4 separate regions of the Homo sapiens genome follow, and regions 2, 3 and 4 are each linked to region 1. Evidence: chromatin contacts called from ENCODE Hi-C or POLR2A ChIA-PET data. All regions are on one chromosome and are shown on one strand. The core of a region is the stretch at or near the end of the contact, and the rest is flanking DNA. Distances in the headings are between cores, read along the strand shown.

The links. A loop is a pair of places that touch in the nucleus more often than their neighbours do. ChIA-PET counts read pairs that join two places held with the same protein, here RNA polymerase II (POLR2A). Pooled maps may share reads with other maps.
Region 2: a map of aorta shows a loop between it and region 1 (2.3-fold over the local background). The contact joins the promoter of SH3BP5-AS1 here to the promoter of HACL1 in region 1. A Hi-C loop is called at or near these places in 6 of 168 maps with a recorded cell type or tissue (CD8-positive, alpha-beta T cell, Right ventricle myocardium superior, aorta and 3 more) and 12 of 50 pooled maps.
Region 3: a loop to region 1 is called in a pooled map, with 5 times the contacts of the local background. The contact joins the enhancer-like site here to the promoter of HACL1 in region 1. A Hi-C loop is called at or near these places in 7 of 50 pooled maps. POLR2A ChIA-PET finds 5 or more read pairs at or near these places in 3 of 52 experiments (AG04450, OCI-LY7 and activated naive CD4-positive, alpha-beta T cell).
Region 4: a loop to region 1 is called in a map of CD8-positive, alpha-beta T cell, with 17 times the contacts of the local background. The contact joins the promoter of SH3BP5 here to the promoter of HACL1 in region 1. A Hi-C loop is called at or near these places in 1 of 168 maps with a recorded cell type or tissue (CD8-positive, alpha-beta T cell) and 8 of 50 pooled maps. POLR2A ChIA-PET finds 5 or more read pairs at or near these places in 3 of 52 experiments (CD4-positive, alpha-beta T cell, MCF 10A and activated naive CD4-positive, alpha-beta T cell).

The regions. Positions count from the first base shown.
Region 1 is chr3:15,596,337-15,604,162 of GRCh38, forward strand. HACL1 (2-hydroxyacyl-CoA lyase 1) reads right to left here and starts at 5,233. Exons shown (of 17, transcript NM_012260.4): 1 at 5,047-5,233; 2 at 4,754-4,858; 3 at 48-88. The coding sequence starts at 5,127. BTD (biotinidase) reads left to right here and starts at 5,409. Exons shown (of 4, transcript NM_001370658.1): 1 at 5,409-5,558. RefSeq lists an enhancer at 5,138-5,780 and a silencer at 5,622-5,681.
Region 2 is chr3:15,248,107-15,255,932 of GRCh38, forward strand. It overlaps SH3BP5-AS1 (SH3BP5 antisense RNA 1), which reads left to right and starts at 6,078. Exons shown (of 3, transcript NR_046084.1): 1 at 6,078-7,826. SH3BP5 (SH3 domain binding protein 5) reads right to left here. Exons shown (of 9, transcript NM_004844.5): 9 at 6,247-7,826. CAPN7 (calpain 7) reads left to right here. Exons shown (of 21, transcript NM_014296.3): 20 at 2,825-2,917; 21 at 3,010-4,810. The coding sequence ends at 3,154.
Region 3 is chr3:15,308,214-15,316,039 of GRCh38, forward strand. The region is part of intron 2 of SH3BP5 (SH3 domain binding protein 5); the gene reads right to left. Among named protein-coding and RNA genes, the nearest start is that of SH3BP5, 20 kb to the right of the region's middle. Within about 2 kb of position 2,643, at least 13 of the 41 ENCODE cell types and tissues checked have a DNase peak (open chromatin) inside an H3K27ac peak, as active enhancers do.
Region 4 is chr3:15,328,240-15,336,065 of GRCh38, forward strand. SH3BP5 (SH3 domain binding protein 5) reads right to left here and starts at 4,347. Exons shown (of 9, transcript NM_004844.5): 1 at 4,032-4,347; 2 at 2,265-2,327. The coding sequence starts at 4,169. RefSeq lists an enhancer at 1-21 and silencers at 3,916-3,975, 4,056-4,455.

The sequences.
Region 1 (7,826 bases), core at 3,983-6,482:
TACCCCAAAATATTAAAGTAATTGAAGTGAAACAAATTTTAGTTTACCTGCTTGTCAGATATCCAATCGCGGAGGCAGCATAACAAGCCTACGAGAAAACAACACTGGGACTTGAGCATATTGGGATCCTTATAGTACATTTATGACAGCAACTTACTATTAAATAATAGACAAGAACATAGTGGTAAAGGCAGAATTAAAATATTTCCAACCTTAGTAATAAATGTTCTACACATAAATTTCAAATAATGGTTATCTAAATTTTAGTTTTTCAGGAAATTTGTTCATATGTATGTTATTCAAAACATCCTCTTACAATTGCTTAAATATCTGCAGGATCAATAGGAATGTCCTCTTTTATTAACAATATTGGTAATTTGTTTTCTTTCTTTTATTCTTCATCAGTCTCATGAGGGGTTTATCAAATTTATCCATCTTTTCAAAGAACAAATTTTTTTAGTTCTTCGAAAATTTTTGTTGGTTTTTCTCTATTGTTTGTTTTCTATTTCATTGATTTCTGTTCTTGTATTTATTATTTCAGTCATTTTGAATTTGATTTGCTTTTCTTTTTCTAGCTTCTTAAAATACAAATTTAGAACACTGGTTTTTAATTTTCTTTACTAATAATTTGTTTAAAATGATTCCAAGAACTGCTTTAGTTATAGGTTACAAGTTTGAGTTGCATCTTTTCATTATCATTCTATTCAAAATATTTTCTACTTTCCATTGTGATTTCTTCTTCAACCCATTGGTTAATTAGGATCTGTAGTGATACCTCCTTTTTCATTCCTGACATTGGTAATCTGTTTTCTCTTTTATTCTCAATCAGTCTATCTTGAAGTTTATTCATTTTGTTAATCTTTTCAAATATTTACAAAATACCAAAAAGTATGTTGCTTAATTTCCAAAGGTCTGAGATTCTTTTTAGTGATCTCTTATTGAGTTCCACTTTACTTCCACATGGTCAGGTGACATATACTGCACGCTTTCAATCCTTGGCGATTTATTGAGATTTCCTTTATGGCCTGCATATGGATAGTTTTTACCTTGTAACTCTACTTCAGCTCATAATCAGGAAGAGAGGGGGCACTAAATTAAATGCACACAAGATAACCTGGGAAAATGCTGAGTGCTCTCTCAAATTCTTCTTAGTCTGGGACATCATTTTTTTCCCAGTATTATTTCTTCTCATTTCTTTAGAAATAATAATGAATTGCGTATTTCCTAGCCTTCATTCAGCTTTAAATGAAGTAGTATACTGTCTTAAAGAACTCCACATTAACGACATAAATGTGGAAAAAAAAAAAAAGGAAATGTTTATGGATCATAATCTTAACTGGCTCTACTATCATACACCCACTGAGAACCTGCACAAAGACTCTGCTCTTTTCCTGTGTCGCTATTCTCTACTGGCCCCATCTCTCTTTCCTTTTGCACATAAGGCCAAATTCACATTAGGAGAATAAGACAACTCCTAAGAAATGCAGGCATGTAAATACCTGCTGCAATAAGAACACTTTATTTAGACACCCAAAAGAATTGCCCACTTATGATAGCTAGGTAAGAAATGTTGCTAGGCAATGCAAAATATACAACAACACGTAACAAAAAGTATATTCCTCTGGTAGGAAATGTCAAAAGTTGAGAGGTAACTGTTTTGTTTTGTTTTATTTTGTTTTGTTTTGTTTTTTTTTTTTGAGACAGAGTTTCGGAGTTTCGCTCTTGTTGCCCAGGCTGGAGTGCAATGATGCAATATTGGCTCACGGCAACCTCCACCTCCCAGGTTCAAGCAATTCTCCTGCCTCAGCTTCCCGAGCAGCTGGCATTACAAACATGCACCACCACGCCTGGCTAATTTTATATTTTTAGAAACGGGGTTTCTCCATGTTGGTCAGGCTGGTCTCAAACTCCTGACCTCAGGTGATCTGCCTGCCTCAGCCTCCCAAAGTGCTGGGATTACAGGCGTGAGCCACCGCGCCTGGCCATAACTGGTTTTATGACCATAAAAGATCTGTTCCTCTACTAAACTACCTCCATTCACAGGCAGAACAGTGTACATGGTACTTAGAGAGTGGACTCTCGAGCCAATCTGTTTTGATTTAAATCCCAGCTTCCCCACTTTCTACTGTGTAATTTTGGCAAGTTGCTCTAAATCTCTGTTTCTTCATCTATAAAATGAAAATAATTCAAAGCACTGCTGTGAGGATGAAATCAGTTCGTATGTGTAAAACACTCAAAATAGTGCCCACACACAGTAAGCTCTCAAGAACAATGAACTTGCTGACAATCTGCCTACTTGCTGGCCAATTGGTCAGTATGTCTTGATTACTCTATGGATCTAATCAAAGACAATGAAGTCACACCCAACTACATCTTTCTCTTTATCACAAACATGTCCTGAATGCCTTAGCCTGTTTTCATGTTCCCTCTGAATCATTCTGTCACTACCCTTAGTTCAGGTACCATTTAAGTCTTCCTTTGACTACCATAGAGTCAGGATGCTTGAGGGACATATGCACTGGGATGTTCCACCAACATCTCAAATGCATGTGTTCAAAATTGAACATCACCTTTCTCCTCCAAGCTGGCTCTTCCCTCTATATTCCCAGTCTCAGTCACAGACAATATGATCTACACAATCAATCAAGTAAGCCCAAAATCTAGGAATCATCTCCAGAGGAGCCTGCCTCCTCTTTCCTAACTGGTTAATGCCTGCTTATCCTTCAGGACAGCTCAGACATCATCTCCTGTGGGAAGCTGAGCCTGGGTACTCCTTCTCTGGGCTTTATAGCACCCTGGATATCTCTCTATCACAGCACTTACCACCTTATAATACAATTGTCTGTGTCTGTCTCCACAGCTTGGCTGTAAGCCCCTTAAAGCCAGGAACTATCATTCATCTCTGTATCCAGCACCCAACACAGCACATGGGACCTAAAGAACCCTCAACTAAGCTTATAGGGGCTGAAATAAAACTTAGAGACAGAGGTCGTGCTATGTTGCCCAGGCAGCCTCTAATTCCTGGACTTGAGTAATCCTCCTGCCTCAGCCCCCTTCGTAGCTGGGATTACTGGCATGTACAACCATGCCTCGCATCATCTTTCTGAAGTACAAATCTAATTACATCGCCCACCTGTTTAGAAAAACCTTTAGTCTCCCCCATTGCCTACTGTTAAAAAAAAAAAAAAATTCAAACTCTTTTTAGATTTCCCACAACCTCCCCTCAACCTACCTACCAGTCTCACAGCTCACCATGCCTTTACCTACCTTGAGGGAACCACATGAACTAACATTACCTCTACAGGCAATCTTCTCTGTCCTCAAAGAGAACCAGTCACCCCTTCTGTGCTACTACATCTATTGTGAGAGTTATAATAGATGAGTCTTTTTCTGTAAGTCTTACCCTCACCTTCCAGGACTGATCAACGTGAAGATCAAGACTAAACCTCACTCCTTCTTTACATCCCTCTCTCCTACAGGTTATGTAGCACAATCCTTAGTATACAGTACTTAGTCAATAAATGTTTGCTGTATGAAGAAATCAGTGGCAGATATGTCATCTCTACAAAAACAGTTAAGTATAGGTTCCATTCATAGGTCAATAGCTTCATTTTTTCACACAGATGAAAGAACAGAATGTTGTTCTAACAAAGACAAGTAAAATGTAGAAGCAACAGAAACTCAAAACCTCCTAGTTTTAAGATTAAAAAATACAAATCTCAAACCTTGTAGATAAAGAATGTCATTCAATAAAGAATGTCATTCAATAAAGAATGTCATTCAATTAATAAATAATGTATAATATTAAGCATCTACACCACGTGAAAGCACAAACCAAGCCAGGCACTGTGGTGATATAACAAATGAATCACAACTTCTGCCCTCCAGGCACTCATGTATGATGGCAAAAGGCACCACTTAGGGTGGCCAGGCAGTTGTTTGGGCAAGAGGAGGCAAGAATTTAAATTAGAAGGCAACGGTGGGAGTGTAAAGCAGGAATATTTAGCCTCAGCTGGACTGAGAGTATGTGATATCACAGAAGTGGATTCTTGACCTTTCAAGCCCGCACTACTGAGAGAAGAGCAAGGTGGATTGGCAGAGGATGCACTTAAAGTGGATTGACAAAACGTCGTATCTTCCTTATCCTGCTTCCAAATAAGCCTCTAAGAAAGGTGGCAGCATGATGTGGTGGAAAAAGCATCAGGCTAGGATCTGAGCCATCTGAGTTTCCATCAAGGCACTACCATTTGTGATATCCTCCACCCTGCCCCGAACCAATCATACAACAAAGCCTTGGCCTTCACTCATTTATCCCACAGGTAATCTCTGAACACCTTTCTTATGCAGGCACCACACTAAGCACTGGGGGTACAGATGTGTCGTGAAGAAATAATATCCCTGCTCTAATGGAGCTTGTAGCCTAATAGGGAAGTCAGACTTTACTCATAAACTGTCCATTCCAATCATGACATACAGTATAGTAGTAAGAGAATGGACTCAGACCCAGAATACGTGGGTTCAAACCCTGGCTCTGCTACTACCAGCTGTGTCACCAAAGGCAAGTTTTACTTAACCTGTGTCTTTTCTCATCTGTCAACTTGGTGTAACAACAGTTAATATTCAACAGTGATTGATATGATATATGTAAAGTAGCAGAAGAGTGGTAAGCGCTATCTGGGTGTTTGCAATGCATACCTACCGCTATTACTGATCATTCCCAGTAACGCATTCAGCCACCTGAGTCCATACTCACCGCTTGCTCATTCCTCATCCCGATGTACTTGATGCCTAGCTGCTGGGCAGCAATGGCGATTTCGGTCACTGGGATGCCTACGATGCCAAATATGTACTCCACATCCTGAGGAACGAAGAACAGGGGAGTAAACTCCCAAGGCCCCACCATATCGCCACATCCTTCCCTCCCTCCCGGGCGCTAAAAGGAAAACCCCCCGACCCCCATCGCCCATTTCTACTCGTCTCCAAGACAACATCGCGGTCCCCGCCAGCTTCCGTAGGAGCCTTTCATTCCAGGAAGGTCCATCGTACTTGCGTTTTCAGGGCCTGAGCGATGACTTTAGCACCAGACACCTGCTCCTCGCTGCGCTCTGCGAAGTTACTGTCCGGCATCTTCCACCGAAAAGCTCTAAGCACTCACGCAGCCGGCAAACAAGCGGAATCATCCAGCAAGGCAAACGCGAAATCGGCAGCACGCCACCTCTGGTACTGCACCTCTGACGGACAGGAGGGCAACCAACTGCCTTAAACAACGGGAAGGAAGAGGCGGTCTAAATTCGTCCACTTCCCGGGAGAGGTGAGAATGTAAACACGCGCGTTCTCCAATCAGAACTGCGCTCTCTTCTCGGCTCCTCCATTCGCGCGCCAGAATGCCAGAGGGAGGCGGGACTAGCAGGAGATTGCTGCCTATGCAAAGCAGGTAAGAAGCCGAACTCTGAGGCCTCTCGCCATTGTCTCCGAGTCGGCCAGCTGGAGCGTTTTCGGGGCTGTAAAGGGAGAATGGCGCATGCGCATATTCAGGGCGGAAGGCGCGCTAAGAGCAGGTACGGAGGGGGCGTGGTGCGGCGCGGAGGGGGTGTGGTAAGGGCGTGCGGTCCAGACCCCGCCCCGGGCGCCCAGTTGGACTTGGGGAGGGCTGCGCAAAGGCTGCCGGGAGCTGGGAAGCCCGGCGCGCGTCGTTTGCTGGGGCTGTTTGTGCGTTGCTGCTGTGCTACCGCGTTGCGTTTTCTAGGCATTTACTTACACGCTTTGTGGTTTACGCTCTCATAACCTTGTGGTTTTATAGTCCTTAAATTATTGTAGCGCACGTTACTTAAATCCAGAAGCAGATGTGTACCCCAGCAAGAGATAAAATGACGCTCAGAGTCAGTAGATCCAGACCGTGCCTGAGATCCTGAATCCTGTTTCCTACCCACTATTCAGCCATTGGGTCACAAGCGATGAAAAGAGCACCTTGAAGGTAGTATAGAGCACTGTTTTCTCCAGCCCTTGCTACTAATCCATATTACTCTCCGCTAATATCTTTCCAAAATTAGGAACTATGGCGTTTCATAATTCTTAGGTTGGGTCCCTACCTACAACCAGCCCTGCACCCGATAGCCTTTTAAAACATTTTTGTGTGAAAATCGTTTGCAATGTGCAATATCTGAAACTACTGCCTTGGAGTCATTAGACCCTCTGCTCAGTGACAATAAACATAAAATTTCCAATTGTAATAAACAGTGGAACTTTTAATTTTTTGAGGATTTGGAGTCATTTTAAGCAAAAAGAACAGTGATAAGTGGACAGTAAAGAGATGAGAGGGGAGTGGGTCATGGGTAGTGAAATGAGTGAGAAGCACTGGAAGTGAAACGATTTCTAAACCCAGACATTTTCAAACTGTAGTCCTGGGTCTTTTCAAAAGGTCTTCCCCTCTTTTTCTCAACCCCTCAACCCCACCCCAAGCAGAGGAGAGTGAAGTGGTTGCCTCCCTGCATATGTGGACGGTGTTAGTCCATTTTCATACTGCTATAAAGAAATACCCAAAACTGGGTAATTTATAAAGAAAAAGAGGTTTAATGGTCTCACAGTTCCAAATGGCTACGGAGGCCTCACAATCATGGCAGAAGGTGAAGGAGGAGCAAAGGCATGTCTTACATGGTGGCAGGCAAGAGAGCGTGTGCAGGGGAACTGCCCTTTATAAAACCATCAGATCTCATGAGACTTACTATCATTAGAACAGCATGGGAAAAATCCCCTCCCCATGATTCAGTTACTTCCCACTGGGTCCCTCTCACCACATGTGGGGATTATGGGAGCTATAATTCAAGATGAGATTTGGATGAGGACACAGCCAAACTGTTCTGCCCCTGGCCCCTCCCAAATATCATATCCTCACATTTCAAAACCAATCATGCCTTCCCAACAGTCCCCCAAAGTCTTAACTCATTTCAGCATTAACTCGAAAGTCCACAGTCCAGAGTTTCATCTGAGACAAGGCAAGTCCCTTCCGCCTATGAGCCTGTAAAATCAAAAGCAAGCTAGTGGCTGGGCGCAGTGGCTCACACCTGTAATCCCAGCACTTTGGGAGGCCGAGGCGGGCGGATCATGAGGTCAAGAGATGGAGACCATCCTGGTCAACACGGTGAAACCCTATCTCTACTAAAAATACAAAAAATTAGGCGGGCATGGTGGCAGGCGCCTGTAATCCCAGCTACTCAGGAGGCTGAGGCAGGAGAATGGTGTGAACCCGGGAGGCAGAGCTTGCAGTGAGCTGAGATTGGGCCACTGCACTCCAGCCTGGGGGACAGATCGAGACTCCGTCTCAAAAAAAATAATAAAATTAAATTTAAAAATAAATAAATAAAAGCAAGATAGTTACTTCCTAGATACAATGGGTGCACGGGAGTGAGGTAAATATACCCGTTCCAAATGGGAGAAATTGGTCAAGACAAAGGGGCTAAAGCCCCCATGCAAGTTCAAAATCTGGCAGGGCAGTCAAATATTAAAGCTCCAAAATGATCTTTGGATCATTTTGACTTCGTATCTCACAGCCAGATCATGCTGATGCAAGAGGTGGGCTCCCACAGCCTTGGGCAGCTCTGCCCTTGTGGTTTTACAGGCTACAACCCCCTCTCCCAGCTGCTTTCACAGGCTAATATTGAGTGTGTGCAGCTTTTCTAGGCACATGGTGCAAGTGGTCAGTAGATCTACCATTCTGGGGTCTGGAGGACGGTGGCCCTCTTCTCACAGTTCCACCAGCAGTGCCCCAGGAGGGACTCTGTATGGGGGCTCCCACCCCACATTTCCCTTCCACACTGCCCTAGCAGAGG
Region 2 (7,826 bases), core at 4,828-7,327, 350 kb before region 1:
ATGGCACATGTATACATATGTAACTAACCTGCACAATGTGCACATGTACCCTAAAACTTAAAGTATAATAAAAAAATAAATAAATAAATAAAAATAAAAAAATAAAAACACATTATAAAGGGGGCAATCCAGATGGCCAGTAAACCATTGTAATAGCCAGAAATTGGAAACATATATTCATTGACAACATTTAAGATTATAATATAGTCATATAATAGTCCTGATATAACAATGGAAATAAATTACAGCTACACACAACATAATGGATAAGTCTTAAAAAGCCACATGTACAGAATACATACCATGTGATTCTACTTCTGTGAAGTCAAGAACAGACAAAACTGAAATACTCATGTAAGGATGCACACTAAGGTAGTAAAACTATAAAGCAGAGCAAGAGAGTTATTACTATAAAAGCTCTGTCGAGGGACAGGAGTTGCAATTAGGAATATACAGGGAATTCTGTGGTGCTGAGAGGATTTGTTGATCTGGGTGATGGTTACCCAGGTGTTTATTCACTTTGCAAATGATTAAGTTGTATATATGTTTTACTTAAGTGTTATATTTCATAGTTTTAAAAGGTTTAAAAAATATAGAGAATACAGCCTGGGCATGGTGGCTAACACCTGTAATCCCAGCACTTTGGAAGGCCAAGACAGGAGGATCGAGTTCAGGAGTTCAAGACCCGCCTGAGCAACATGGCAAAACCTCATCTCTGCAAAAATTTTTTTAAAAATTTAGCCAGGCATGGTGGCATGTGCTTTGTATAGTCCCAGCCACTTGGGAGGCTGAGGTGGGAGGATGACTTGAGCCCGGGAGGCAGAGGTTGCAGTGATCCCAGATGATGCCACTGCACTCCAGCCTGGTTGACAGAGCGAGACCCTGTCTCATACAACAACCAAAAAAAAAAAAAAAAAACAAAAACAGAATACAAATAAAAACAGAACTACCTTCTAAATAAGATTGGGCTTAATTTTGCTTTTCTTACAAACTAATCCAGCAGCAGCAGTTAATAACCCATTAGATACGAAGATTTGATTAAACTATTTTTCCACAAGAAAGTCATTTTTAAAACCTCTACCAGTTTGATAGGTGAAATAGGTAAATAAACCTATTTGCTCTTTTGTACTTAATTTCTAGATAGATTGAACATGTAATAATGTTCATTACAATATTGTTTATTCCCTATTCATGTTTCTTGCCCATAGAGTTGTCATTTTTTTTAATTATAAGCATGAAAAAGGTAAGGGTATTAACTCCTTCACATATTTGTGGATATTTTTCTCAGATTGTCATTTTTCTCCCACATAGAAAAACATTTCATTTTAAAATAATGAATCTGTCTTCTGGTTTCATTTTGCTGTGGACAGGAACTCTCACCACATTACCAAATTAATTTTCACCATATTCTGATTATTTTATGGTTCAATTTTTTGCATTTAAAAAATTCATATGAATATATTTTTATATTTGGTATGAAATACAATTTAAGAGTTTTTTTCTAAATTTTTTGTTACCTCATCACCATCTAAATGAATCTTTCCTTACTGATTTGGAATGCCACGTTTATAATATGCTAAGTACTTCTGTAAATTCAGAGTTTGTTTCAGGGCTTTCTTTCCTGTCCCATAGGCCTTTCCATTTGTTACAATAACAATTTTTTTTTTCTTTTTTTTTTGAGACAGAGTCTTGCTCTGTCACCAGGCTGGAGTGCAGTGTGTGATCTCGGCTCACTGCAACCTCCGCCTCCTGGGTTCAAGCGATTCTCCTGCCTCAGCCTCCCAAGTAGCTGAGGCTACAGGTGCACACCACCATGCGCAGCTAATTTTTGTATTTTTGGTAGAGACGGGATTTCAACATGTTGGCCAGGATGCTCTTGATCTCTTGACCTTGTGATCCACCCACCTCTGCCTCCCAAAGTGCTGGGATTACAGGCGTGAGCCACCGCGCCTGGCCAATGACAATATTTTTAATTATACCCTGTGGCCAGGCGTGGTGGCTCAAGGCTGTAATCCCAGCACTTTGGGAGGCCAATGTAGGAGGATAGCTTGAGCCCAGAAGTTCCAGACCAGCCTGGGCAGCATAGTGAGACCCCCTGTCCATAAAAAAAAATTTAAGAAATTAGACAGATATGGTGGTACATACCCATAGTCCCAGGTCCTGAGGAGGCTAAGGTGGGAGAATCCCGAGTCCAGGAGGGCAAGGCTGCAGTGAGCCATGATTGCTCCACTGTACTCCAGCCTGGGTGACAGTGAGACCCTGTCTCAAAAATAAAAAAGAGGTCGGGCGCAGTGGCTCACACCTGTAATCCCAGCACTTTGGAAGGCCGAGGCTGGCAGATCACCTGAGGTCAAGAGTTCGAGACCAGCCTCTCCAACATGATGAAACCCCGTCACTACTAAAAATACAAAAAAATTTAGCCAGGCACAGTGGCATACCCCTGTAGTCCCAACTATTCAGAAGGCTGAGGCAGGATAATCACTTGAACCCAGGAGGCGGAGGTTGCAGTGAGCCAAGATCGTGCCTCTGCACTCTAACCTGGGCAGCAGAGTGAGACTCTGTCTCAAAAAAAATAAAATATTTCCCGGGGAGCCCATGGTAAAAATACAGTCTCTCTTAAAGTAAGTTTAATCTGGTGTTAATCTTTAAGGCTTCAACTGAAAAATATAAATGGTGTGTTATGATCAAAAATAGAGTGTGTATGTTTCTACTGAAACTTCAGAAACATAAACTTAGTATGACATCTGCACTTCAGATAAAGTTATTTTAAATCACGTTTGAGAATATATATTAATACAGTAATTCTGTTCATTTTAAATGCTAGGCAATATAGCGTTGGATTTGAGGTTGTAACAGTTTCTACTCTAGGAGATCCTGGTCCCCATGGCTTTCTGAGGAAATCTAGTGGTGACTATAGGTAATGTTGGCATTTTTATTGTATCTATTTTATACTTTACTTTTTGTGGCATCATCTTCTATAAACCTTATTCTCATTTTCTCTAAATATAGGTGTGGGTTTTGCTACCTGGAATTAGAAAATATACCTTCTGGGATCTTCAATATCATTCCTAGTACCTTTTTGCCTAAACAAGAAGGACCTTTTTTCTTGGACTTTAATAGTATTATCCCCATCAAGATCACACAACTTCAGTGATGGAGAAATCTCAAGTTACTGGCTTTTATACTTACCAAACATCAGTTCTTCAAATAAGGACGCAAATCTTCAGGACAGTAAGCAGAACAATCAGAATGGAATTAAATCTCTAAAAACGTGTTACAGTGGAATCTGGTGCTTGTCAGGGTGTTTGGTAAGAACTGTATATAGTCAGAATTACCTAAATCACCTAGAGGTACCGTTTACATGGTTTTGTGTATATAGAGTTGGCTTGCATTTTAGGGGCCATTTTGTATAAAAAGTGCATATGATTAAAATTAGACTCAGTCATCACTGTGAGATGCCTTTGCTAAGAGGATAAAGGAACTGAGACCAGATGAGAAAAAGAAAGGATATAGATTCCTTGAGTGGAATAGTGGGCTAGATTAATATACCGAAATATTTCCATTGTTTCCCTTTTTTGCAGAGCATGTGGAAGTTAAACCTGCTTGATTCTACTATACATCTTGGGCAACTAGTTACCAAATGAATTGTGCCACCATAACTGATTTTAATTTTGCATTATTTATGATTTTAAAATATTTGTTGCCCAGGTGTTATGAAAGAATAAAGCTTTTAAGTATAGACTACCTTAGCATGAAGATGCTCATGCCTAAGAATGAAAATTGTTGAGGTTATCTCCCATTCAATCATGTAGCAAGAACTTAAAGAAATTCACTACTGCAGTTTTTATTTTTAAAAAACAGTAATTGAGATATTGAAGACATTACAATTTAGTTTGTGTGGTCTTTTTTTAAATTGCTGTATCGTTCAGTCTCTTGTGGCAATAGCACTTTGAAGAAAATAGAGAATTTAATATATGGTGATTGGGATATGTAGCATTCAAAAAAAGTGAATTGCCAAGATACTGGTGTCATGTAAATTCCCACTTTACATAAAAACCCATCAGGACAGAATGATGCTCAATATTTTAAAATTCTAAAAATAGGGTGGGATTTTTCATTGTCTCTACTTTATAATTATCAAAACTTATTTTGTATTGCTACTACCTTAAATTGAAATAAAATGTTTATACTTACGGATATTGCATAGTTTAAGTTAGATTTATTGAAAGATTTCATCTGTCGTGTTTCATGTAAATGAGAACAGATTATTTGCATGAAAATATATACTTCAACAAAAATCTGTTCTTTAACAGAGTAGTGGTAGATTATTACACTAATGAGATTTCACTTTGGTAAATACTTCATGCTTTCAGTTTTAGCCTATTAATTTTAGGTGGACAAATTTAACAAGTTTTCTGTTACTTTTTAAAAAGAAAAAATCCAGAACATAAGAACTATATTATGAACACATGATTTGAACCTGTTGTGGTAAAGATCTTGTACAGGATGCAAACTAAAAACCTAATCCCTGCCATCAAATTTATTAGAAGAGACCTATATATGAACAACTTAAAGGCACTGATTTCTATAATAGAGCTCTAAAAACATGCCACCAGTGTATGAATAAGGGAAAGATTAATTTTGGCTGGACCAATATAAAAAATTGTATTTGAAGAATTGATACTTTAACTTGGACCTTGAAGGTAAAGCTTCAAAAGACAGGTTACTGACCATTGAGTGTTTACTATGTACCCAATGTGTATATTTTTCTTTTTAATCTTCCCAATAGCTGAATAAAGTATAGATACTATTATTTGTACTTCTTACAATTGAGGAAATAAGCCTAAGAGATTAAAAGATTTTGCCCAGGGTTCACAAGCCTTCTTCCCTGAGCCCTGATTGAGCTGCTGTGTGTGTCTAATGGCACCCACAGTCACGGCCGTCTAGTCGAGGGAGGGACAAGATCTAGACCCATTGTAGAGGGAGGAAAAACAATCCAGGCCTTTTGGAGGTTCTAAATAACAGACAGACCAGTTGAATTGTTAGAGAGGATGACTCAAGTTTCTAATTCAGCACATGGACAGATGCTCATAGCTTCAGTGAAAGGTAAGTTTTGACACATTAAATTGCCCAGAAAATCCAGATCTGGAATCAACGTGGTATAGTAAGTGAGATCACCCAAAAAGTCAAGAGTCACGTGAACTAAAGATGGTTAAGAACTGATTTGGGGGAAGTTTTTTAGAAAGTATTTCTAATTTAGAAAAAAATACATAGACTAACAGGAGATACAAGAAAACGAGGGTTGGGGGAGGATTAAGAAGCCCAGTGAACAGAATTCCCAGAAGAGTATAATTAAATGTCAGATGTGGTGGAGATAAAGAGGCCACAGTGACAGCAGTAGGGGCAGACTACGTAAAACTAGAAATTTGACTAGGTGATAGTGTGAGAAGGGAGCCCTGGTCAAAAGGTGGTCTGCATCCTTTTCTGGTGTAGGAGACAAGCAAGTGGTAGGCTGATGGGAAAGGGGGATTGAGGCAGGAAACAAGAGAAATTCTTAATGCCCATAAGGAATACTCTAGTGCTACTGACTGACTGCCTAGGCTTTGTCTTTTGTAAAGACAAGGGAAAGAAAGCCCCAGTGTTAGAAAACTCCTTCCCACTTTCATTCTCTGCGAGAAGTACCTAGAAATTTCTAGTTATTAGACTGTATAACTTGACTCTGCTGTAAAAACTTTATCCTAGCTTGGGCTATTTTCCAGATGGTGTTTCTTCTAGGAGGAAAAAGAATTGCCTCAATTGCAGGGAAGTTTTTGCTAATGGTAAGTCAAGCAAGTCTCAGTGTCTTTACTACAGGTAAAAGGGTGTAAGGAGATTTTATGAGAACTGAATGAACCCTGAAGGTCACTAGTCAAATTCAGGTATGCTGTTAAGTGTTCTTGCTTGAGACCCAAATTACAAGACTGGCCAATTTTTGTATTTTTGGTAAAGACTGGGTTTCACTATGTTGCCCAGGCTGGTCTCGAACTCCTGGGCTCAAGTGATCCACCAGCCTTGGCCTCCCAAAGTGCTGGGATTACAGGCATGAGCCCTTGGGCCCAGCCGGCTGTTTAATGTTCTTAAATAGCACAAGGGACTTCTATGAACTTTCCTAGATGAAATATTTATTAACTACTAGGTAAAACACTTGTTTGATACTGCAAAGGGTTATTTCTGAAACTTAAACCTCATGATTGGCCAACCAAGAACTTTTTCTCCACAGCATGCTTTAATAATGAAATGCGGATTAAGAGTCCAATATTATAAAACATTTCCACAAAAGAAAGAATCCATCTGATTCTCAACTCTGAATGCACATTTGAATTCCCTCGGGGAGCTTTTAAAAGTCTAATGCCCCAGTGTACCCCCCCCAGTTAATTAATTAAATAATTCTCTGGGGATGAGAACTGACTGACAGCAACACTTAAGCTTCGAGACTGCAGTGTGCAGCCGAGGCCCACTCCTCCAGCGTCACCACCTCGTCTTTATCTGCCACTGTGTCTCCTCATTGCCCACAGCTTTAGCAACAGCAAAAGTAGAATTCAAACCTTGGTAAACAAGGCTTAAATTATTACTGTTCATGACCTTAATTAATTGAAAATGATTACTGGTGACCACAGCACTCCATGCTCTTCCTTATGGAAAAAGGGTTGCCTAGAAGATTTAGGCAATACTGGGAGTTCTTATTTGAAGTCACAGAAAGGAGAAACTTTTCTCAAGCCGTTTTTATTACACTTAGTGTATTAAGACAAGTACAAAATAACCTTGTAATTAAGATACTGTATCAGTCAAAAAAGAAGTCACTATTGTATGAAGAGATTTACAAATGACTAAAATATACAGGCTGTGACAGAATTAACAGTTTGAAAGAGGGTTGCTTTTTTCTTTTAGAAATGCTAAATTTTCTTAACAAGACAAAAATACAGTGCTCTAAATATGCATTACCATGAAAACGTTAAAGAAAAGCAGTCTTAACACTTAACTACTATTAACAGCCTTTGCCAACACATGCCTGCCTACTCCCTTTCCTAACTTTAAAGAACTGTTTCCTCTAAGGAATACTAGTGCAGCATAACCCTTAAATAATTTCATTTATTTTTAAAGTTACAACCTACAGAGAAATTAACATCTTGTCAATCTAATAACAGTGGCAACCATTCTTCACATGCACTTCTCTTAGAATAAATCCCCTTGGCTGGCAGGATAAGGCTTATGCTGTAGAACCTTCTCCCCCACAGCCACAAATCCCCTTCTATAAGTCCCTCCTACCCTCATCCCCCCGCATCCCCACTGGCATTCACCTTTCCCACCCCAAAAAGTGCAGCTCATGGTAGCCTTCTAGAAAATGGTTTTAATGGGTATCCCAGCATACACGCTTTTTTAAAAGCCCCCTCTGAACACCAGAGGTGGTGAAAATGAATTGTGTTCTTGGATTTTTTTTTTTTTAAGCCTCCACTGGGTCAAAAATATGTGCTCTTAATACTTGAGTTTTTGCTTTGTGTGTGGGTTTTCTTTCTTTTTCATTTAGATATCGTGGGATAAAGTGGAGAGGACATCTCCATTTTCCCATACAAACTGAGGGTGAGAAGAGAAAGAGAAGCAAGCTGTTGCCCCCACTTTGGCCTGGCTTCCCAGCCATCTTCCCAGCTCTGGTTCTTTCATAGGAACTAGTTATTGCTTCCACAATGCCGTTATACGGAATGTTCCACAAAGGCTGTGAACCTAGTCACAGTCTACCCACAACAAGAACTCTGCTCTGAAAAACCAGCCCAAGAGCTCTTACCCAGAAG
Region 3 (7,826 bases), core at 1,393-3,892, 290 kb before region 1:
GCCTTTGTGGAGAAAGAAGGATGGATACAGGGCACAGACTGACTGACTGCTATGTGGCAGGCACTACTGTCAGTGCTTTAACCCCACCAATTTGTGCAATCGCTAACAATCCTAACAGGTAGGTGCTATTGTTGTTATTCACATTTTATAAAGGAGGAAATAGAGGCAAGGAAAAGAAAGGTAACTTGCCCATGGTCACAGAGCTGGGAAATGGCAGAGTGAACAATTAAACTCAAGCAGTGCTAAGACTACTTACACACGTTGAGCAACAGACACACGGCTGAGAAGGCCACCCAACCCAAGTCAGACATGAAGAAAGAGGATTCCACCAGACAGAGAAGGGGGACATTCGACCCTCCAGCACGGACGGACGGGCTGGCCTGGTAGGGGCTGGAGCAAGGACGCCTCCTGGCCATTATAAAGGCATCTGAACTCAATCCCATGAACAATGGGAGGGCATGGCACAGTGGGGAGAAGGGGAGATTACTTCTTGTTTCTTTCTTTGCAGAAGATTTTCTGGTGCTAGTTCATCACTGAAATTCTGTCTCCCTCTGCTATTCTCTACTTGCCATTTCTCTTCCTTTGGCCATAAATCACATCTCAAAATCAAACCTTTTAACCTAGTTCTATGTGATGGGTTTTCTTCCCATAGGGTTACTTAAGTCTCAAGTAATTTATTTCCAATGCACCCTTTGTCAGAAATAATTAAAGAATGCATTCTACCACAAAAAGGAAACATAATCATAGTTTACTAGATGGCTCAACTGTGAATAGCACTTACCTAGCTGCAATAAAGTAATCAAATACTGACCACAATGGATTCTGCTGAGAAGACAGCAGATGGGAAAAGTACAGGACAGAGGGTGAAAAGAGACAAAACCTCATCTTCCATAGCAGGATGTCCACAGATAGTCACTCAAATGAAAAAAATCAAGAAGTAGTCACACAATACATACTACTTGGTCATAGAAATAAATACCTCCATCAGCTAAAATACATTAAACTAATATAGTTAACTGGCTAGGGGAGAAAAAAACAGGGGTAGGGTGGGAGAATGGGATAGTATAGGGCTTTTTGTTTGATTTTGTGTTTTTGTTTTTGGGGGTTTTTTGGGTTTTTGTTTTCACTTGATCTTAGCCAAAAGGCCGAGAATCGATGGGGTTTTTGTCTTCTTAAGAGACAGAGTCTTGCTATGATGCCCAGGCTGGAGTATGGTGGCTATTCACAGGCATGATCATATCACACTGTGGCCTCAAACTCCTGGGCTCAAGGGATCCTCCTGCCCTTTCCAAGTAGCTGGGACTACAGGTGTACAACACCATGCCTGCTTTTTTGTTTTCAACTGTAAAATATCATAGATTTTTCTAAGCAGGGGCATGACCTGATCAAATTTAGGTTTTACAAAATTGTTACCTGGGTGCAGAGTATGTTAAAAGACTCCTCAGGTGATTCTGATGGGCAGGTTCAGGGCCTGCCAGTCTGACTTGATGCCCTTTTTGTGACTATCTGTACTAAGTGTGTGACCATCAAAGGGTATTAAACCCAGAAGACTTGATTTGACATCAGCGTTTCCTTCTATAAATGAGGCTGTGCTGCCAGGAATGATGCATGACTGGCTGACTTCCAACCACCAACAAGCCTATTCATCAAAGATGCATTGAAACTGAACACAAAGCCAGTCTTCCCCGCTCCACCCCCCCCCCATAAGAAAAAGCCCACCCAGTTGTTTCCATTCCACTGAGGATCACAGCTACTTGGGTAACAGTTCCCAGAAGTATTGAGGTATGAGAGGCCACAAACCAAAATCTTTCCTGTCTCCCCAGTGTTACAGCCGTAATATTCCTTGGTCCTCACCCCCACCTCTCAGTCCCTAGTGATGTGACAGGGCCTGGCCACAGTCATACTCCTAGCCACAGTGATTGTTCGATGAGCAGGGGCGATAGACATGACCCATCATAACCAATGAGACTTCATTTCGGGACCTTTCTGCAACTGTTAGAGGAAATTTCTTCCACTTGAGATGTTTAAGAGGATGGAATGAAAGCCTGCAGCAGATAGCAGCCATCCTGGCATCATGAGGGGAGAGCCTAACAATAAAGCCATGTGTATAAGGAGCAGAGTCTGTGGAATTTAGTTCAACCTAGCTTTTATAAAGCATTTCTTTCAATACATCTTAAAACCACCTTGCCACAATTGAACTTAGACTTTCTGTCTTGTTTCTTAAAGAAAAGACTTGACTGTGATCCTTTGTCTCCTGCAATTACAAGCAAATGTGTTTTCCAAGATCAGAGTGGGGGTGGCTTCAGGAATGTCCAGGGAGGAGAGTAAGCTGACTGCTTTCCCTGCAGAAAATGAGCCATGGAGGGGAGTGGCTCAAAAGTACAAACTTATCTGAGAGAGCAAGCAGATCTTCCACCAGTCAAGAAAAAGAATCCGTTTACCATCCCAGGGCTGTTTACCAAGGGAGTTTTTAGATCAGCACTTGAAAGAGTTCTTAAACAGTTCCCTCTGCTTGGAGGAGGCCTCAGCTCTTCAAATGTGAAAATTGTGTTTCATCCATTAGGTGACTCAGACTGAAGGTAATTTATTCAAGCAAAGAATTGCTGGGGGTGGTAGAGTCTCCCTGTTTGACTGTGTCAGTGTGTCAGACAAACAGCCTTGTGTCAGATAAGAGCTCAAGCTAAACCACACCAGCCAGCACCAGTATACAGTGGAAGCAGCATGCAGGTTGAACATGAAGCACACAGGATGAGTCAGTGTTTTCTGGCCAATCGCTCACCTGCTCACCTCAATTACCTTGCCTGGAAACTGAGAATCCTGGCTTTTCCTCTTCACAGGTGTCCCCAGAATTAAGTGAGATAAAGATGGGATGGTGATGTTTTAAAAATAACTGTCCTACATGTTAGAGACGACACCAAACTTCAAAAGATCCTTACTAATGCCATTTACAAGTATACCACTTTCAGTTGGCAGAAAGAGGTTTCCCAGGCATTATCTGAGACACACAACAACCCTGTAAAACAGGCTCAGCCAGAATTTCCATCCCGAGTTTACAGATAAGAAAACTGGAGGCCAGGTGCGGTGGCTCACTCCTGTAATCCCAGCACTTTGGGAGGCTGCAGGCACATCACCTGAGGTCAGGAGTTCGAGACCAGCCTGGCCAACATGGCAAAACCCCATCTCTACTAAAAACACAAAAATTAGTCGGGCATGGTAGGTGCCTGTAATCCCAGCTACTCGGGAGGCTGAGGCAGGAGAATTGCCTGAACCCAGGAAGTGGAGGTTGCAGTGAGCTGAGATCACGCCACTGCACTCCAGCCTGGGTGACAGACATTCTGTCTCAAAAAAAGAAAAACAAAGAAAACTGGAGCCTTGGAGTTCCAGGTGACCTAATGTCTTTGCATAAAGTCACAGGACTATCAAGTGTCAAGCGTTAGATGTAAGCAGACATCTTCAGTATTTTTTGTTTTTTGTTTTTTGAGACAGGATCTCTCTCTGTTACCCAAGCTGGATGCAGTGTCGCAATCATGGCTCACTGCAGCCTCCACCTCCTGGGCTCAAGCAATGCCCCTACCTCAGCCTCCCAAGTAGCCGGGACTAGAGGCACGTATGACCACACCCGGCTAATTTTTAAATTTTTTGTAGAGATGAGGTCTGTGTTGTCCAGGCTGGTCTCAAACTCCTGGGCTCAAGCGATTCTCCTGCCTCGGCCTCCCAAACTGTTGTGATTACAGGCGTGAGCCACTGCAACCAGCCATCTTCAGTCTTGTAGTCCAGTGTGCCAGTCACTTCACCAGTGGTTCTCAGAGCGTGGTCTGGCGAAACCACTGGTGGGGGTGGGGGTGGGGCACCTGGAAACCTTTTCAAGGAGTCTGCAAGATGGAAGCCATTTTCATTAATAAAGACTTGCCATTTTCACTGTCATTCTGAGCGTTCAGTAGAGTTTTCCAGAAGCTACCTGACAGGTGACATGGCAAGAAATGACATGAAATGCAGAAGTAGGTGAGAGAATCCAGCTCTTCTATTAAGCCAGACATTAAAAAGACTTGCGAAAGCATGTACAACAATTACTCTTTCATTGAATTTTCTGTTTGGAAAAATAGTCCTTTTCCATAAAATGTATTATTTTTGTTAACATGTAATAGGCTGATTGTCATCTTAATGAATATAGACCTTAGAAATAAATGTCTTTTGATTTTTATATGGCAAATATTAATATTATCCACAAAAACAAAGCTCTCTGGGGTACTCAATGATTACCAAGAATGTGAAGGGGGACCTGCAGCCAAAAAATCTCCAGTGTGCTGCACGCCACCTGCCCTCAGGCCTGCTCTACATAAACCCCTCTTGAACCAAAGACAAGAGTGTACTTTCAATAAGAATGAAGCAGTTGTTGCTTCTCAGATCTTTTTTAAATGCTTCTGATTTTGTCAGGGAGAAAGACTCCATTTGGTACCACAATGTCTTCAGCACCTGTATACGTTTGTTAATCTCTTTCTTAAAGAAAAGGGAAGCTAATCCAGGCTCAGAGCCTTCCGTAAAGAGGGGAATCTGCTAGAATTTGATAAGGAAAACAATCCACCAGAAACAACATAACATTACTCTGAAAGTCATAAGTTGTACCCTGACAAGGTGGGCACTTCCTATATATATATTATTCTTTAAAAAAAACACCTGCTTAAAAAATGTATTTTCCTTTGATGGTTTTCCATTTATAATAAGGCTATTTCCTTTTCAAACTGAAGTAAGGCTGGGCACAGTGGCTCACGCCTGTAATCCCAGCACTTTGGGAGGCCAAGGCGGGTGGATCACCTGAGGTCAGGAGTTTAAGACCAGGCTGGCCAACATGGTGAAACCCAGTCTCTACTAAAAAATAAAAAAAATAAAAAAATAAAAAAATAGCCGGGCATGGTAGCAGGCACCTGTAATCCCAGCTACTTGTGAGGCTGAAGCAGGAGAATCGTTTGAACCTGGGAGGCAGAGGTTGCATAAGCCGAGATCATGCCATTGCACTCCAGCTTGGGCAACAAGAGCGAAATGTCTCAAAAAAATTCTGAAGTAAAAACATGAACCAATTTAAAAGACAACGTGGAATAAATAGCACATGCAGTCCTAGGATGTGGCAAAAATGATGGCGGCAGCAGCAGAATAACTGGAGTTAGGGAAATCCAGCCCTAGAATGATAGGAAAGTCTCCATTAGCAGGAACATACTAGAATTCTATGATAAAAGGCACTATGAAAACATCCTGACTTACTGGCCAGTGGTAAAGGCAACTGAAATGTTCCATTCACTATCACTTTTAATGGCAAAAACCACAATTACTTTTGCACCAACCTAATACAAATCATGCTTTCTTTTCACCCATCCAATCTATTCTCTAAGAGCACTTGTGGCAGCTACTAGAACACACAAAGAAACCACTTTAAATAGCGCTTGGGTGAAAAGGGAGCAAGTGCTCTCCAGTGCTGGCTGACGGAACTTCTGTGACGATGACATGTGCTACATCTGTGCCATCCAACACAGAAGCCACAGCCACTTGTGGCCAAGCAAACACTTGAAATGTGGCTGGTGCAACTGAGTTTTGTATTTTACTTAACTTCAAGGGGCCAGGCACGGTGGCTTACACCTGTAATCCCAGCACTTTGGGAGGCCACGGTGGGAGGATCTCCTGAGTTCAAGAGTTTGAGACCAGGCTGGGCAACATAATGAAACCCCATCTCTACTAAAAACACAAAAATTAACCTGGTGTGGCACTGCATGCCTATAGTCCCAACTACATGGGAGGCTGAGGCAGGGGGATTGCTTGAGCCTAGGCGGTCAAGGCTGCAGTGAGCCAGGATCGTCCCACTGCACTCCAGCCTGGGTGACAGAGCGAGACTCTGTCTCAAAAAATTAAAACTTAATTAACTTAGTGATTTTTTTTTAATTGTTTTTTGGGATGGAGTCTCACTCTGTCGCCAGGGCTGGAGTGCAGTGGCGCGATCTCGGCTCACTGCAACCTCTGCCTCCCAGGTTCAAAAGACTTAATGATAATTTAAATAGCTGCGTGTGGCTAGTGGCTGCCCTATTGCACAGCACAGGCCTAGCCCTAGATCCTTTTCTGCTTTGAGAGATCCTGCCATGCTTTTTGGGGGCCTCAGGATGCCTTCCCTCCCGCCTCTGTCTGGTTTTTCTTCTCAGTCCCAGCTCCTGCTGGGAGGGGCTTTCATAGCCCTGAGGGCCAGAGCAAGCTGATTCTACCTTAAGAATTCTGCAGCAGAGATAGAAGCACAAAGAGTACACCAGGGCAGAGTGGGGGAGCAAGGGAGCCAAACCAGAAAGGCCAAGGCAGGAGGGTGTAGGAGCCAGGAAGAAGCAGAGGTAGAGAGCAGGGGTATGGATGAAGACCACCAGGGAGCTGGAGCCAGCCACAACACTCCTGCTCATGGCATAGGCCCAATTCCACAGCAGTTTGTGTCATCCAACTAGAAGACCCAGGTGAAACAGCCCCAAGGTGACAAATACAAATGGAAAGGAATGGAATAGGAAGAATATACTAGGATCTTCAAGTTGGGGAGAACTTCAAGATCACTGCTGGAAACCAGGGACCTAATTCCCCTTCCCCTGAGTCCTTTTCTTTTCCCATCTCAGTCCCTGACCAACTTCAGGAGTAGGGGCCCCTCAGAGTGTCAGCCAGACCTGCTACTTCCTTCTGTGAGGACTTGCCACCGTGTTTCCAATACAAGACTCCCTCTCTTAGGAATCAGAACAGAGGAAACCAGAGGAGGGAGAGACAGACAAAAACAGAGGTGAGAGACAGAAAAAAGCAAATGTGCAGAGAACCATGAGGTGGCATGGGAGGGGCAGTGAGAGATGGCCCGGGTTCCTGATTCTAATCCTGTGACAACACAGTCATATGATGTATCAATCAAACAGGACACTTTTGAGAATAAGGAGAGGCACTATTAATAACTGTGCTGGGACCACAAGCATCCACCAAGACTGCCCAGGGCCAACTGAAACATGTGGTTTCCCTACGCATCAGAGCCAGTGACACTTCCCCTCCCTTGAGTTCCATGAGACTCCTACAACCTTTCAGAAAATCCTCCCTTTAATTTAAGCTATTTGAGTGGGTTGTGGGACAAAATGCAGAATAGTCTAATCCCAGCTTGGGCATCGCGCAGCTCCAGACCCTCTGGGCAAGCCCTGTGCATTCAACAGCTTTTAGGCCACATCCTATTTCTTCACTCCAACCCTTTCCAAGGCATCACACTGCCTGTCCTTATCTGAACCACCAAGAGGTTCCTTTCACTAAGAGGACAGAGACAAGGTAAGAAAATATAAGGGTCATCATGGTTTTCTCCTTCAAGTTTCCCTCCTCTGAGGTTAACAAGGGTCTTGGACCCTTTTAAGGCCTAAGTAGAACCAATTCCCTCCTAGACAGAAAGGGTCTGGTTTAGAACTCTGATCTAACTATGAAGGGTTTCCAAACAAGCAGGTGAGCACCCAGTTCCACCTCCTAGAACATTGCAGCCCTCCTTTCAATCCTTGGCCTGTGTCAAGATTCCATAACCAAAGGGAAGTGCTGCTATTTGGAGGCTGAGTTAGGGCAAAAGGCTCTTTAACTTTTTAGTTTAAAATAATTTCAAACTTGGAAAAAATGAGGGAAAGATGCAGACACCATGCCCCTTTACCCTGAAATATTTCAGGTGCATATTTCCTAAAGATGAGGCCATCCACTTATATAACCAGAGTATAATAATCAAAGTCAGAAAATTAACATTGGTACAACGCTATTAATCTGGTCTACAACTTTCTCCAAATTGCATCAATTGTCCCACTAAA
Region 4 (7,826 bases), core at 3,097-5,596, 270 kb before region 1:
TACCTAAGTGTATTCAGAAATGGGATTCAGAAGTAAGGGCTAAAAAGAGTTTAACAGATTAACCAATTTCACCCCAAGAAAGTAAGCACACTTGGGGCTGAGATGTGGGCCATCTTGTTCATTACCCAGAACAGTGGCCGGCACATAGTAGGCGAGCAACTAGAATCAATCAATGCTTTTAAAAAAAAAAAAAAAAGACTATTTCCAGGATGGGTATGGCAACTCATGCCTGTGATCCCAGCACTTTGGGAGGCCAAGGTGGGAGGATCACTTTGAGGCCTGGAGTTCAAGACCAGCCTGGTCAACAGAGCTAGATCCCATCTTTACAAAAAAGCTTAAAGATATGAAAAATTAGCCAGGTATGGTGGCATGCACCTGTAGTCTCAGCTACTGGGGAGGATGATGCAGGAGGGTTGCCTGAACCCAGGAGTTTGAGGTTGCAGTGAGCTGTGATTGCACCACTGCACTGGGATAATAGAATGCAGGAACTGGAGGAGATCTGGAAAATGCCTGGGAGTATAAGATGGGAGCCCTGCCTCTGAGGCGTCATAGTACCAGAAGATGCTGAGCCTCTGAGTCCTGATCTGGAAAGTAAATAGTCCCTACCCTCCTAGCTCTCCAGGCCAGAACATTCTATGATGACAGCAGTTTAATACAGTGGCAACTGGACTGTTTAATATAGTGGCAACTGGGCTCTTGAAACGTGGCTATTGTGACTGAGAAATGGAATTTTTAGTCTTACTTAATTTTAATTAAACTCATTAGCCAGGCATGGTGGTGCACACCTGTAATCCCAGCTACTCAGGAAGCTGAGGAATGAGAATCACTTGAGCCCAGGAGGTGGAAGTTGCAGTGAGCAGACATCACACCACTGCACCCCAGCCTGGGCGACAGAGTAAGACTCTGTCTCAAAAAAAAAAAAATTTTAATTAAATTCAAATAGCCATACGTTGCACATGGCTACCATATGGGACAGCATAGCTCTAGGCTGGTGTGACAGGATGGAATGAGCTAAAACGTGTAAAAAACACTCTGGAAATGCTAAAGCCCTATAGGAATGGTAAGAGTTTTGTTGTTTAATGCATTAGAAATCTGAGATCCTGAGAGGTTTCAGTTACCCCACATCACAGACAGACTCAATTCATAAGTGAAAGAAATGTAAACAAACACAGATTTTACTTTACTTGGGGAGAAGGACAGCCCATGCTCTTGTATACCTACGATGGAAATGGAGGTGGTTAGCGATAACCCTTCACGCAACTCAGAGCAACAGGCTTTTTCATCCACATTGCTGCATCCAGATTTGGTAACTCCAGGGCCTACGCACGCAGCAGAAATCAAGGCTGCCAGTGAATCCTGGTAGATTATATTCCTATCTCCCACACTCTCACTCTTAGGGACCATGTGCTTCTTGTCCCTTCCACTGACGTTTGCTATTTCTCCTGCTACAGAAACAGACTTTGCCAACAGCTCCCTGCATTGGGAAACTGCGCTGAGAGTCCCTTTGGGGTTCTGACAGTCAATTCACAGTCTCCTGAATACATATAGTGGTTGTTCAAATTTGCTGATGGGTGGTAAAAGCAACCACTACTGGAAAGGGGTGGGAACTAATCGGAGGCTGTGATGAATGCTAACTTGTTTACACTCCCATTGGAAAATGCACATGAAACCCAAATCAAGTTTTAGTCTCCCAAGATTTTTCCCAGCAGGAAAGGCCTTCCCAGTCTAAACAGCTTTTTGTTACCATTATAATTATATTCTATGCACTAGCAGACAATAAAGAAATGAGCAGGGAAGCAGAAGGAGGCGGGGGGTGAGTTATTAGGACAGGAAAGTCAAGAAATGGTCGAAGTCAGAGGAAACAACACAACACTCTCCAGGACAAATGGCAGGAACTGCCCTGAATATGTAAGAGATTTTGTGAGCTCATTCATTATTCTCCATTAAAGAGTTCGGCTAATTTTCCCCTGTCCTTTCAGTCACATTAAAACTTGGGGCTTAAGCGTTGTGTAACGCTCTGCACAGACTTGGTTTAGGCCCCATGGAGCTTCCATAATGAAAAACAACATGTGCAATTGGATCCACATGCGTTCCGCCCACAGGTTGAGCTCAGTGGTGTATTTTATTCTGTCAGGGAGCTGTTGCTCAACTCCCAAGGAGGGGGGTCCAGCAATAACACTCCAGCTATGAAGACAAAATTAACCAGCCTTGTGCCGGTGTGAGTGACATCACTTCACCAAGAACAGGAACTCAGCTCTCTGTACCTCAAGTTCAGTCTCCCGTCTGTTGATATCATCCGTGGACTGATTTAACTTCTCCAGTTCTCCCTGGTGAAGAAAAGAGGGAGAAAAAAAGACTTAAGGGATCCGTCTTTTGTTTCCAATATAACTCAGTCCATAACCTGAAAAATTACCCCAGCCCAATTTGCAGGAAAAGGGAAGAATCAGAATTAATTCTTACGGCAAACAGTTGAGGCTTGACTAGAAAAGCAAATGAATGTCGGCATTTCTGAAACCATTTTCTTGAGGGTGTCCCTTTTGACAATGTCTTCAGAGACATTTGGAATTTGTCAGAGGTCAACTATTCCAGGTACATGCCTTCAGGTAAACCCCACCTGTTACAAATGGTTTAATGGCCTAATCAAAACAGTACCATCTGCCTTGAGCAAGAACTTTGCTTAGAAAACAATAAAAGACAATAAGCAAGGCCAAGCCAAAAATATAAACCCAGTGAAATCATCAAGGGCAGAATTCTGGTATTAACTCACCAGAATTATTTTTCTGTAAAGGGTGAAAATCTTTTCACACTGCCAATTATTCAACCTACTTAGCTGGACGTTTTAAACTAGCTTTAATCCCATTCCTTTCAATAAACATTTACAAACTGACATTTTGTAAAAAAAGTATCCAACATGAACTTAACTCATCATTACTATGCAAACAAAGGATCTTGCTAACATAATCCCATACCAGTAACACACGATTTATTCCAAACCAATTACTTTAATTAATAGCATTCCTAATGCAAGGATTTTTTTTCCACCTGATCTTTATCTTGCTAAGCTGACAAAACAATTCATTTAAACCCCAACCACTGAGTTAAGTGAGCTTTTAAATTGATCTGTGCACTAAAAAACCAATTAGGTATCCAGAAATTACAGAGCATGCTTAAAAGCAATTTTTTTAAAAAAATGATTTATTGAAAAGGTAGAAAAAAAACGGGCCTTAGAAAGGGATTTGCTCTGCTTTTTGCTTAGGGGTGAAGAGGTGAAACTGTCACTCCTAGATCTCGGCTTGGAAATTGTTTTTTAATCATCTCTCTTGGAAATGGAGGCACAGCCAGCCAGCCCAATCCCCTCGCCGCCTCCACGCGTCAGCTTTGCGCATCAGTTGTCCCCGATTTCTTTTCATGCCCAACCTCACAACAAGGAAAAGCAGGGTTTTAAGCAATTTCAAGCCAGGCAGAACGTTGAGCCAGTGATGACAATAAGCCGCTCAGTTCGCTAACAATCAATCAGAGAAGGAAAACGGCTCAGGCCGGGCACCTTGGCAAGTGAGGACTCTGCACCCGGGGCACCGGTGCCAGCCCGCGCTGCAGGGCAACGCCCACCCGCCCACGGTGCCCGGCGCCCACGCGGGCGACACCTCCTCGCAGAGCCTGGACGCCGTGCCATGCCCGCGGTGCCGCGGCCGGGCAGGGGTACCCCCGAGGATACCATGGCGCCCCCGCCCCCTTTTTCCCTTTGTTGCACATCCACCCGAACCACCAGGCACGCTGCACCGACCCCGATCCTGCTACGGGTCGGCGGGGGACTCCCCGCAATAGAGTCAGGCCGCATCCACGCGGGCACTGTAGCCTCCTCATTGTGGAGACGATGAAACGGAGCATACAGACCGTCTCCTGCCACCCTATGTGGCCGCCAGTCCCCGGACCACAGTTACTGGGGGCTGCGAAGTGGCTGTACGCGTAGACACCGACCTCCGTAGCAGCCCTCGCGAAGCCCGGATGCGGGGCGACCCCGCGCGCCCTACCTGGATCCGGGGATCCACCTCTTCTTCCTCCTCCAGCCCCTGCTCCATCCCCTCTTCCTCCTCCTCCTCCTCGTCCCGGGCAGGCGGCAGGATTTCGGCTGGCTCCTCCGAGCGGCTCCGCTTCAGTGCCGCGTCCATGCAGGCAGCCGGCACGCGCGCCGCGCAGTGGGCTCCGGAGCGCCCCGGGGGTCGCGGCTGCCACAGGCTGGGCTGGAGCCGCCTCGCCACAGCCGGGCACGGTCGGGGAGCCGCCGGGGCCGACACCCGGGAGACGCAGCTCGCCGATGCGGATACCTCCGGCCGCGGCGGAGCAGAGGAAATGGGCGCGGCCGCCCCCTTTCTGCCGCGGCAGTCAGCGCAGCGCCCGCTCCGCCCCCGTCCCGCCCCGGCCTCGCGTTCCGCCGCCAGTCCCAGCTATCCAGGTCTCCGTCGCAAAACCCCAGCTCCCTCCACATCTCCAAGGTGGCAAAATAGGACAGCCCCCACCCCCTTGTAACTTAGCAGCTCGGATATATCTCAACTACGTAACGCAAGCCTCCCGCTTTCGGGAGTCCCCTCCTCCAGCCCTCCTCCGAGGCTCGTTGTTTGTGTGGTAGGGAGGCGTGGGTGTTTTCACACTGAAGTCGCCTTCTGAAGCCTACGCTCAGTGACCCTGGCCCTCAGGACCAAGACTTGCCGAAACCCTATACCCAAAGCACACTCATCCTCTTGAGCGAACCTTGGGAATGGCGGAGGTTCCGTGCACTGATGCATTGCCGAAGGCTGCGGCCTCTCTGGGCGAGCCCCATACCGAAACACAGAGGTGCGGCGGTCCTACCTGAATAGCCAGGAGCATGGAGAATGCATTGAGCTGGGATTTAAGGAGGTGGCAAGTGTAACCCCTGTTGATGGGCACACTCTGGCCAAGAATTTATGAATTAGTGAGACTTTCTGCCCACCATCAACAAGTAGGGAGACAGAGTTGGCCTGGCAGACACAGCATCCGAAAAGGCCAAACTGAAGAGGCACGTGTGTGTGCTTTTATGAAATGTCAGGGCCACTGTGATGTCAGGGGAACGCAAAGGATGACCTTGGCAAAGCAGATGAGCACATGGCTGCTCACGTCTCCTTGCCTTGAGAAATGCAGAACGTGCACATGTCCTACACGGAGGCCTGTAGCCCATCGGCTCTGAGTTTGGAGGACAAATTTGCTTGAGAAAGGAGCTTCTTTCTGAGAACCTATCATCAAAGCCACCTTACAAAACCTGGGTCTGGCACAACGTGGTGGCTCGTATCTGTAATCCCAGCTCTTTGAGATGCCAGGACACAAGGATCACTTGAGGCCAGGAGTTCAACACCAGCCTGGACAATACAGCCAGACCCCTTCTCAAATGAATAAATAGTCCTGCTCCTGGTGGTTTTATCAGAAACTAGGCTAGAGGGTTACTCCTTGGGCAAGGCACCACCCCATACACGCTGGCACTGTAGTCCACTGTCAAAGGAAATTTGTCCTGTCTCCTGGAGGTAGTGCCATGGTTTGTTTCTAAAAAGGTCAGACCTGTTCATTGCTCTTTAAATCAAGGATGAGTCAGCAATTCTGTGAGAGGTGCTTCAAAGCTCCTTGCTAAAGACATAGTTGCTTTTGGTTTTCCAATGATAGATGAAGCCAGGAACAAGATAGCCATAGGGGTCACTTTGGAACACAGGAGCCACCAACCTTCTCTGGTGGCTTGGAATTGAGCCTCCAACTTTGCAGGTACATCCTAGCTCTGAATGAACTGAGAGACAGAGTTTGAAATAAACAGAACTCTGGGGTCAGCCCTGACTATGATAAATGCTTCTCAGCTAGCAGAACCCTATCCTCTCCATTCTAAATGGCAAACTCCAAACTACATTCCTGCTTAAGCTTAGGTCAAGAGCAAAATACATCTATGAGACATAGGCCAACTGCTCAAGAACATCAGTTCAGACTTTTGTTGTCTTATTTTTTGGAGATCTGGGCCAGCTATAGTGTTAATCCTAATAGTCTTTCTAAAGATAAAATGAGAAAAATAAATAAACCACAGGCAGTACTATATACAGTCAACCCTCCATAGCCTCTCAGGTTCCACATGTGTAAATTCAACTAACCACAGATAGAAAATATTTGGGGGAAAAAAACACAACAATTAAAAAAATGCATATTTAAAAATACATGGCCAGGAGTGGTGGCTAACACCTGTAATCCTAGCATTTTGGGAGGCTGAGGCAAGGAGGATCACTGGAGGCCGGGAGTTCCAGACCAGCCTGGGCAACAAAGCGAGACTGCCTTGCTCTCTAGAAAAAAAAAAAATACAGTATATGACAACTATGTACATATTTGCATTGTATTAGGTATTGCAGGTAAGAAATCTAGAGCTGACTTAAAGTATACAGGAGGGGCTGCTCATGGTGGTTCATGCCTGTAATCTCAATACTTTGGAAAGCCAAGGTGGGTGGGTTGCTTGAGCTCAGGAGTTCAAGACCAGCCTGGACAACATGGTGAAACACCATCTCTACAAAAAATACAAAAAATTCGCCAAGTGTGGTGGCTCATGCCTGTAGTCACAGCTATTTGGGAGGCTGAGATGGGAAGATTGCTTAAGCCCAGGAGGTAGAGGTTGCAGTGAGCTGAGATTGCACCACTGCCCCCCAGCTTAGGTGACAGCAAGACCCTGTCTCAAAATAAATATATATATATAAATAATAAAGTATACAGGAGGGGCCAGATGTGGTGGCTCATGCCTGTAATCTCAGTCCTTTGGGAGGCCGAGGCAGGAGAGACGATCGCTTGAGGCCAGGCGTTTGAGACCAGCCTGGACAACAAAGCAAGACCTGGTCTCTAGGCCAGGCATGGTGGCTCACATCTGTAATCCTAGCACTTTGGGAGGCCGAGGCAGGTGGATCACCTGAGGTCAGGAGTTTGAGACCAGCCAGGACAACATGGTAAAAATACAAAAATTAGCTGGGCATGGTGGCACATGCCTGTAATCCCAGCTACTCGAGAGGCTGAGGCAGAAGAATCGCTTGAACCCAGGAGGCAGAGGTTGCAGTGAACCGAGATGATACCACTGCATTCCAGCCTGAACGACAGAGTAGGACTTTCTCTCAAAAAAAAAGAAAAAAGAAACACCTCATCTCTAATAAAAATTGTTTTAAATTAGCAAGGCATGGTAGCACATGCCTGTAGTTCCAGCTACTCTGGAGGCTGAGGTAGATCACTTGAGCCCAGGAAGTCAAAGCTGCAGTGACCCCGATCATGCCACTGTACTCCAGCCTGGGTGACAGAGGGAGACCCTATCTCAAAAAAAAAATGTTTTTAATGAAAAAATAAATTAAATAAAGTATACAGGAGGTTGTATGTAGGTTATATGTAAACACTGCCATTTTCTACAGGGGACATAAGCATCTCAGATTTTAGCATTGCAGGGGTCCAGAAACCAATCCCCCAGGGATATCAAGGGACAACTGTATATATTCCCTATTGGCACATATGTAGTGCACATAAATGCATAGCAAAAGGCCTGGAAGGATTTATACCCAGTAAAGAGTGGCTACCTCTGGGAAAAAGGGAGCAGGGCGTGGCCTAGGATTGTCTGGGATGGGGGCAGGGGATCAAAGGAATGTTAGTTTCTCAGTAATGTTTTTATTTTTCACAAGGAAGATATGTTTATGATTGTTTTGTGGAATTTAAAGATAAATTTAAAATAATGCATACTGGTCAGGTATGGTGGCTTATGCCTGTAATCCCAGCTACTCTGGAGGCTGAGGCAGGAGAATCACCTGGACCCAGGAGGC